Regions from separate parts of the Homo sapiens genome. Here region 2 is linked to region 1. The links are chromatin loops, found by intact Hi-C in ENCODE. Cell type or tissue: heart left ventricle. All regions are shown on one strand.

What was found. A loop is a pair of places that touch in the nucleus more often than their neighbours do. Peaks named below come from ENCODE experiments on the same cell type or tissue, not always from the same donor. Only the 100,000 strongest peaks of a DNase experiment are listed, where the experiment ranks them.
Region 2: it touches region 1 in a loop (3-fold over the local background); 3 of 110 quality-filtered maps call a loop at or near these places.

Annotation. Positions count from the first base shown.
Region 1 is chr12:89,209,493-89,214,492 of GRCh38, reverse strand. No RefSeq gene overlaps it. Among named protein-coding and RNA genes, the nearest start is that of DUSP6, 140 kb to the left of the region's middle. In heart left ventricle, no CTCF peak of the experiment used is centred here; no DNase peak of the experiment used is centred here; H3K27ac peaks cover 2,174 bases.
Region 2 is chr12:89,129,476-89,134,475 of GRCh38, reverse strand. No RefSeq gene overlaps it. Among named protein-coding and RNA genes, the nearest start is that of LINC02458, 110 kb to the right of the region's middle. In heart left ventricle, no CTCF peak of the experiment used is centred here; no DNase peak of the experiment used is centred here; H3K27ac peaks cover 95 bases.

The DNA.
Region 1 (5,000 bases):
TCTCATCTCACTGTCTCAGTTGCTAATGCTAAATTCTATATACCCAGGTCAGAGAATCTGATTTGCTGAATTATGGATGGATTCTCCATTGGGTGGGTGTTTTTCCATCAGATTGGGTGCTAAGTGTCACTTGGTACAAGCAGGATGGACTTTCTGAAAATGAATTGTGGGCCACAGGCAATGACTGGCATTAAAGTACAACATTATGTTGTACTTTAAATGTTATGGAACATAGCATCTTTCATAGCATTTAAAGTACAACATTCTTCCATAGCATTTTGATTATTTCAAAAGGCTACCTGAAAGATTGAAATGACTTTAGTGAATTAGAACTGCTGAATTCCAGTGGTCTTCACTATTTTGCACCCCTCCTTAATTAAGAATACTGTTTCTTTCTTCTTAAATGTCTTATTTTCCAGGCTTGCCTCCATACTCTGGTGGGAATCAAGCAATGATAGTTTTGCTTCCTTTAAGTAGATAACGCTCTCAGTAAATCAATTACTCAGATCATCCAGGTAGAGCCTGGGTTCAAAGCCTGATCTCTCTGGTTGCTTAACCATTGCCCTTTCACCATAGCTCTCTGTTTTAAGATAGCTCACATTAGTTAAAAAATAAACAATGAAAAAAAAAGGAAAAGCACAACTCTACAACTGTGTGTACTAAAAGCAAGATTCAAGTATTTTCAACATTCAAAATCATAGTATTTAATTCAGTGAAGAGAGAGCCCTAGAAAAAACTTGTTTCAAGTTTATAAGTTGATCAGGGAAATTTGATTTTTTTTCCACTGACAGAGCTTCTAATATGTGCAGTAGTTTTAGCCTTTGATATTACTATTATGAAATTCAAAAATACTGTTCATTTTGGGCTGGGCATGGTGGCTCACACCTGTAATCCCAGCATTTTGGCAGGTCGAGGTGGGCAGATCACCTGAGGTCGGGAGTTCGAGACCAGGCTGGCCAACATGGTGAAACCCTGTCTTTTCTAAAAATACAAAAATTAGCTGGGTGTGGTGGCATGTGCTTGTAGTCCTAGATACTTGGTTGGCTGAGGCATGAGAATTACTTGAACCTGGGAGGCAGAGGTTGCAGTGAACTGAAATTGTACTACTGCACTCTAGCATGTGTGACAGAGCAAGACTCTGTCTCAAAAAAAAAAATACTGTTCATTTTATTTGTCTTCAAAATGTACCTTGGATTCTTGCCATTGTCACAGGGAACATATAAAACAGCTTGAAATTCTGCCTTATTCTAAGCCTAGCCTAACTCTTTTTCAAGATCTTAAGTAACCAGGGGCTTTTACAAATGAACGTATACCTAGATATGATAATATAAAATTATGGCTTACTAACTTTAGAGATGCAACAAAGAAACAGCTCCTAAATGGGGGTCTGGAGACCAAAATGTCAATTTGGGCTTTGCTTCTTAATAACTATGTGACCTTGAGGAAATCCGGTCTGCTTCTCCAGCCTCAATTTCCTAACCCATGAAAGGGAATAATCAGGCATCATTATGTAAGACGAGTGTTGTGAAGATAAAATAAAATAATCTATGGGAAGCCACTTTGTAAACTGAAAGGTAATATAGAACTGTAAGTGGATATTATTATTTATTTTATGAGCCAGTAGAATTCAAAGTCCTGATTTCATTGCCAGGAGGATTTTCCTCACAGATCTAATTCCTAAAGGTTGGCTTTGCCCAGTTAATGAGTACTTTCCAAATAAAGATCCCTTTTACTGCTTTGATTTTTGTGAACTTCCCTTTACTCTGATTCAAAGTCACATGGGAAGGTGCTCTTGTAAAGCCATTGTTTAATTTAGACTTTTCATACTGCGTGTATGTCCGGCTATTCTCTGGTTTCAGTCTCCAAGGAGCCTTTGAGGGCAGACCTTGCTTCTTTCCCTTACATATAGTTTGGCAGCAAATGAGATGTTTTCAATAGGGATGAAAAAACTCTCAGTATGTAACCTGTCACCTAAAGGAAGGAGGACATCCTGTTCTAAAGAAGTTGCCTCAGAGCCGGCCCCAGGTCCACCCTGGTGTTTCACTTGTATCTCAGGCAGTAGCCTGGGATGAAATTTTAAGGAGAGAATTGTTACATGATATTGTGTAATAGCAATATGAGAAACCACCATACAAAGCTCTTTATTTTAGTAACCTGGACTTCTAGTCAGGACTCTTATCTCTGTTCACTGGTTTTGAAGTCAGTGTGCTTAAACTTTTCATGCTAATACACAGGGAAAGCACAAAAATGATATTTAAAGATCATCAGGTATAAGCAGATATACTACTAATTTTAATCTTCTGTGCAAAGGTACTAAGAAAATGTGTAGTTGATTTGCTTTCCTAAAGTCACTTGATGTGGCTTCAATGGAGATAATTGTTCCAAGGTTTTGTGTTAAACTTCACCTGTTAATTTTGCCTTGATCTTGTTCTTCCTGAGCTTTTGGCACCCAGGCATTGAGCCAGGGGGTAGAGCAAGATGGGACTTTAAAGAAGTGAGGGAGCTTTTGTAATTATAATCCTGTTGTCACTATCTGATGCACTGTGAAAAATGGAAGAACCAATAGTAGCCTCCTATCTCCTGTCTCTAGCCTTTTGTATTGTGTTTTTACCAATCTCTGGAATAATAGTCTCCATTCAGGGAACCCAGAAGACTCCACAATGCCAGGCCAATAGTTGGAATTTCCAAGGTGTTCGATCTATTGCTATTTGCTCTTTTCCTCTCCATCCTAGTACATTCTCCAAGATTTAATTTAGTGTCATGCCATAGAATAGGCAGATTGTGTAAAGCAGTAATAGGATCTGGTTGGCAGCCACTTCCTGAAACCCATGTGTAGGTGGTAGTAAATACAGGACTGAGATTCCAATCTTAAAACTCATGGTTCCATTTTTTTCTGTCCCTTCAACAGTTATTTTCTTCATGAGTTATAGAGGAATGTAAAAATGAACTGCCATCTAAAAAATATTAAATTTGATATTCAAGCCAAGAAATCTTAGCATTCTAATGATAACAGAAGCAGAATTGAGGTGATAGCAGAATTTTGCTTTTTTTTACTCTTAGTCCCAGCTTTCATTACTACAACATGCCTGGCTGATGGGGTATCTTTTCTAATGTGAATGTTATTGCCTTGTATCCAAACGTTTAATGTGGCCAACTCCTTGAAAGATCTTTTGCAAGAATCTCTGGGATTCTCCGGGAAGTGTCTCATGTCAGTATGTGAATGGGTACAGCCAACAATAAACACCTTCTCTGTTACTTGATAATATTCAGAGACCAATGACCTATTATCAAGCTAGCTATAGATAGAGCTCCTGTTTTGAGTGTCAGGTTGTCTAAGTTTTTTGTTTTTAATTCTAAAAGCCTATAATTATAATAGTCAGGAATGTTCAATAAATGTTTAGGAAATAATGAGCTAGTTGCTTTGGATGGTGCAGAAGGTTTACGACATAGAGAAGCAGAGAACAGAGCTGGAATGATGAATTGGTGTCTCATTATTAATGCTGTATCACCCATAAAGTGGGTGCTATCACAATCTCTGGATATATATTGATACAAATTATTATAAAATATTTGCAAAATGAGTATGAAAATGTAGAGTGGCACTGCAGTGGGTAAGGTAACAGACAGATTTATATTTGAGCCTACATCTGCCACCTACAAGCCTAGTACATTTAGGCAAGTTAACTTACCATTGATAGCCTTAGTTTCCTGATCTATAAAATGGCAACAATAAGATTTAACTCACAGGGCTGTGAGGATTAGATAATAGAGCATGTAAATATCAAATATATAAAGCAGTTCTCACACTGCCTGACACATGGTGTACAATAAATACCAGCATCATCTCTCGCGTGGATGGTTAAAATAGCCTCCTCCCAGATTTTCCTGCTTTGGCTCCAGCTCTGCCTCATTTTATTTTCAACACAGCAGCCAGAATGAGTCTGCTATAAGTTGGATGTTTGCTCAAAAACCTCCAATGGCTCTCCATTTGACTCAGGGTGAAAGCCTCATAATGGCCATTGTGTTTACAAGCCTGTCTCCTTCTCTTCTCCTTTTGACTCAATCTGCTGCAGTCACACTGGCCTTCCCCTCACTAGACCTTAAACATTCCAGGCTGTTCTCCATACCTGACATGCTGTATCTGCCTTATCTGTTTAATTTTCTACTAACAACTTATCCCCAACTAGCCCTTATATATTTTACTTGCTTAGAGTGTTCATTCTTTGTCTCACCCAACTAGAAGGCAAGCTCCAACGGGATAAATAATTTCCTTTTTTCTGTTTTGTTTACAGTATCCCTAGTGCCTAAAACTGAGCCTGGCATGCAGAAGCCCTCAGCATATATTTGTTCAGTTAGATTTCTTTAAATTGTGTATTTAAGGAGCACATGAAGTTTTGATATATACTTATCTTAATTTACATATAGATAGTGAAATGACTACCACAGGCAAATTAACATACCCATCCTCTCATATAGTTACCTTTTCTGAGCAAATGGGAGCCATTAATTACTGAATTCATGAGGTCTCTTATATTAGTACATGTATGTGATTATTGATCCATTCAACAAATACTTAAACACATAATATGAGCTAGCACTACCCTACACTCCTAGTTGCTGGAGACAGAGCCAGAAACCAGGCAGACACAGCCCTGCACTCTTGAGAGCTGACGTTCCTAACGTTATAAGAATTGCAGAGTAGATAACCCTAATTGTTAAAATATGAAAGTTTTTTTCATAATACTTAAGTGTGAACTTTATTTGAAGTTTTCATAACCTTTAAACATTATATTCTAAAACTTTAAAAAATGATTTTATTTATTTATTGTTGTTATTTTCAAAAAGTATTTAAAGGAGAATTAGAAAATTTTGTTCTAACTTTTTTTAAACCTTTGAAAAAAAGAGTTCTAAACATTTCCCCAGTGATTGGATTCCATGTGTTAAATATTTCTTCTCACCCTAGCGATCAAAACAACATCACATTTAAAATCACATAGGAT
Region 2 (5,000 bases), 80 kb after region 1:
ATGAGAGACTGTGACAAGGGGAAAGTGATAGGAGAGGCAGCCTTAGATCAAAACAAAGAACAATGGAAAGCTAAACAATGACTCTTATCAGTTCCAAAGGTGAGTTCACCTTCCTGGCTTTTGGCCGTCCTGTTCATTGAGTGTTGACATGCCTCCATTGACATGCTTCTAAGAGGGCTGAGTCTGTTCTCTGCATCTGTTCTCTCTCTCTCTCTCTCTCTCTCTCTCTCTGTGTGTGTGTGTGTGTGTGTGTGTGTGTGTGTGTATGTGTACATGCATGTGTGCATTTTAATTATTTGTAAATAGCGCTTCTTCTATGGTATTGTTTCTTGGCTCCTGAAAAAGCTGTGGTTCTCTTCCAAATGCATAAACATGGAACTATCACCACAATCTCACCTTATGTACTTGAGAATGTGGGAGATGGATATATAAAAAACACTGGATACTTTGTAACGGAAACCAAGTCATCTTCTAAGATGTGAAAACATTAAAGTTCAGATAATCTGCAGAGTGAGGGAAGGCACTCTAATCCCAGAATTTCACTGATTAAGGTAGTGAATCCTAGGAAATATGGCCCAGTTATCCCAGCTCACTCACCTTCTAGACTTTCTAACCATCTTCTTCTCACCTTTCCTTTCACTCCATCCTGGAGGCTTTTACCAGACTTGCAATTCTGCAGCCATGGAAGAAGTGGGACCCTTTATACTAGACAGAGGAGAAGGAGATGAGGTCCCATCATGACCTCTGACAGCACTTTTATTTATCTTTCTTCTAGGACATCTAGAGTGGCTTCTCAGTTTTTCTTCTAAGAGGGCTGATTTTTTGAGGCTTTTAAACGCTGGGCTGGATACAGAATATAGGAAGAAGAAAGGACTTTTGGTACTGTGTTATCAGGCTAGCTGGCCTTTTCCACACCCTGGCGTCCTGAACCCATCACTTTCCTTCTCAACGTCCTTGGATACACCATATTGATGTATAGGGTCTTGTGATTCCTCTGCAATTCTTTTGGGATGAAATGAATTCTTTCTCTCTTTCTCTCTCTCTGCTCTTCCTTCTTTCATTTCTCTCTTAGTGTGCATTTTTCTTTGTCTTTCTCCCTGTACATGCCACCAAAAAAAGTCTTCATTTTTCGTTGAATCACTTCCACATTTCAGAATAATCTTGGGAAGATGTATTTCTATGGGGTAACTATAAAACCTAAACTATCTGTAAGTTCCTCCCTCCTCCATGGTGAAAGTTACATTCTATAATCAAGATGGCTTTGGATCCCTTTCCCATATTATTCTGATATAGTATGTTTCCACACTAGACTGAATCCATTTGGCTAGAAATGGACAGATACTATTAGCTTGACCTTTAGGAGGTAGGATTACAGTTTTATAGGGTAGCTAGGAAAGGTCTTTGAAACATGCATAATGAAGTTGTGGGGTAGAAAGAAAGAAGACTTTGGGATTACTCCACCTTTGTTTCAAATTTCAAGTTTGCCACTCACTGTGTGATATTGGGAAGGTTACTGTAACTTCTTTAATCATCGATTTCCTTATTTGAAAAATAGAGGTAATCATATCTAATATCACAGGATTGTTGAAGTCAAAGCTTAGCCTTGAGAAGATGCCTAATAAATGTGAACACCTCAATTTTCATGCTGACAAGAAAAGCACCAAATCTTATAATCTTCTTTCCTATTAATTGCACCTGCAACTTATTGAGGGCTTACTTTTTGCTAGCCACTGTTCTCAGCATTTTGTCTAACTTAATTCTCACTACAATCCTATGATCTAGGTACTAGCTATACTTCAAGCCGACTAGTGAACAACAGTGGCTGTTGTGGGTTTAAGTGACTTGCCTGAGGATGTCCAGTTAGTAAGCAACTCAACGCGAGAGTTGGACTTGGCTTCTCCCTGGCAAGCTGACTCCAGAACCCTCTCCCTGAACCTCACTCCACACTACCTCCCTATAGCATATATTTCGGGCAAGGATTTTCCTGCACCCAAAAGCAGAATGTCAAAGATACAGAAATTAAAATAACTCTTCTGTGATCAATGGGAAGAGATTAGTGTTTCATTAAGAGCCGCTGTTGAATTGAACCGCCATTGAATTGAACAAGGGCTCTTTACTTGGATAATTATTGTTTGTATTCAGCTTAGACTCATTGTCTGCAGGTTCTAGGATCAGTCATCACAGGTGGAAGGCATAACTTTCTGTACTGCTACATTAAAGCTGAACAGTGCCAACAGCCAGGCATCTGCAGTAATTGCTTTCATGTATCGAGGTCTTGAGGCATGCCTGTGAAAGTTAGAGGAATAATATGGATTTGTAAAGAATGAATTAATTTATTGAAAATTGAACAATGTTTTGAGGTTAAGAGTATTTAAAAAAATTTAAGGTCTAGTTTTTATAGAAAAAATAAAAATGTCTTCCAAAGAGTAAACCCCTTTTCCAAACTTTCTCTTCTGTTGCATTATGTCAACATATGAACTGATGAAGCAAAAAGTGTGAGTCCAGAAATGGCAAAAATCCAATTTCTGAACCACAACATACATGAGTAAAAAAACCAGAGATGATCTGTAGGCAGTCGATTAACATGGTTCCTGAACTTGGATTGCTGAAATTCAAGCTGAATCCAGCTTACACACTGTACCCCAAAGTCTCAATTCTCTTCAGTAGGTTTCCTCTCCTAGGTTCTTTCAGAATCTCTGTTAGAAAATGAAGATGAATTTGCTTGTGATTTGTATATATGTGTTATGTGTGATGTGACATGTGTATGTGTGTATTTGTAAGTGGTTTGGGGGTGTGTATATGTGTATTGTGTTTGTGCATATGTGTGTTTTGGAGTGTGTGTATATGTGTGTGGCATTTGTGTATTTGTATAGGGGACAGATAGATACATGGTGGCTGTGTATGTGTGGTGTGTATTTGCACACAGTGTGTGCATGTTTGTGATATGTATGTCTATGCATTTGTATTTGGAGTTTGTGTGTTCTGTGTTGTGCATTTGGGCATGGGGGTGTGTTTGTATGTGGTTCATATGTGTATGTAGTGAATTTGTATGTGTTATGTGTACATGTGTGTATGTGGTATATTTGCATGTAGTGTGGGGCTATGTCTATATGTGTTGCATATGCATATGTCTGTGTATTTGTGATATATGTGTGTATATTTGCATTTGGGGTGATGTGTATATGAGTTTGTGATAAATTCATGTGGTGTGTATAGTCTGTGGTATGTGTTTGCGTTATGTGTTTATGTTGTATATGCACGTGCATGGTGTATATGGTGTATGCATGATGTGTATATGTATATATTTGTATGGCATGCAGTGTATGTATTGGTATGTAGTAGTGTGTGTATGCCTGTGGAATGTGCATGTGTGTGGGCTATGTATTGTGTGCTTTGTGTATGTGTATGTGTGTTTTCATAAAGCATGTGTGTGTTTGGGGGGGTCTTTTATTGGCGTGTTAGTGTGAATATGTGTGATATATTGTATTTGGTGTGCATATGTCATGCATGTGATGTGTGTGTGTGTGTGTGCTGGCATGTACACATTATAGCTGGGTACATATATGTGTGGGTGGAGGGAGAGAAAGGGTGTATGTGGTATAGTTACAAATAGTCATTTATCCATTAGTAGTTTCAGATTCATTGAAAGGCTATTCAAAGCTATTATTGCAATTAGTTCAGTCTTGAAATAAGCTAAACACAATAGTATCCCCAAAATAATTCTGTTTCTTTCTCTTGGCTCTTCCAAAGTCATGATAGGCTGTGGACAGGAATGCCTAACCAGTTGGTTCTAATAGGCTTCCTTGGCTCCCCATGTCCTCTGGGGAGCTGGCTGATGTTGCAAGGAAGTGAAGGAAAGGCCTCGAGGGCACTGTGAGAGTGTTAAAAAATAGAGTAGGCCGGGCGCGGTGGCTCACGCCTCTAATCCCAGCACTTTGGGAGGCCGAGGGAGGCAGATCACGTCAGGAGATCGAGATCATCCTGGCTAACAAGGTGAAACCCCGTCTCTACTAAAAATACAAAAAATTAGCTGGGCGTGGTGGTGGGCGCCCGTAGTCCCAGCTACTCGGGAGGCTGAGGCAGGAGAATGGCGTGAACCCGGGAAGCGGGGCTTGCAGTGAGCCAAGATCGCGCCACTGCACTCCAGCCTGGATGACAGAGCGAGATTCCATCTCACAAACAAAAACTATGTTTGTGAGATTCCATCTCACAAACAAAAACTATATATATATATATATATATAGAGAGAGAGAGAGAGAGAGAGAGAGAGAGAGAGAGAGAGATAGAGAGAAATTCATCAATTTGTATATGCACTTCATTGCAAATCAGAGACATCATTACGTTTTCATTGGCCATAGCTCTTCTTCAAAGTGGACCAATACTTCAGGTTGATTTTGTTTGGCACAAATTTGGTCTTCAAAATTGGATAGGGTCTTATTTCTCAATTTAAAAATAAACTTGGCCATCTGCAAATGGCTTGACAAAGAAAACCCCCACAACCTCCTTTGAAGCTCTGTCATCTTCATATCTGAAAATAAAAGCTATGTTTTCTGGCTGCTGAAAACTCTTCTTTAAATTTCTTAATATCAATTTTTTATTAGACTTCTAAAAAATAAGCTTGTCATGGACCTGAGGCTCAGAGACAGAATGTGAATACAAACACCGCTTGCTAAACATTTGTGCCATTTGTCCCTACATGCACTCTATTCAAAGAGTCAATCTAAAATGCAATTTTGAAACTGAAACAACAAACCTTTTCTCAGAATCCTCTGGCAGGGAAGCTGAGGTAGCGCCAGTAAGAAGTGCGCCAAATACTAATTACTCCCTTGAGAGCCAATCATTCTGCACAAACCTGCATAATGTTCCATCTCCTGAGCAATACAGATGCTGACATATTTCTTGTCTTGTTGTTTCCTGCCATTTAAAGATGTTGCTATTTGTTACACACTAAGCAGTAGGGAAGAGAGAAGCAAATGCAGTTCAGTTACCTGGGCAATTTT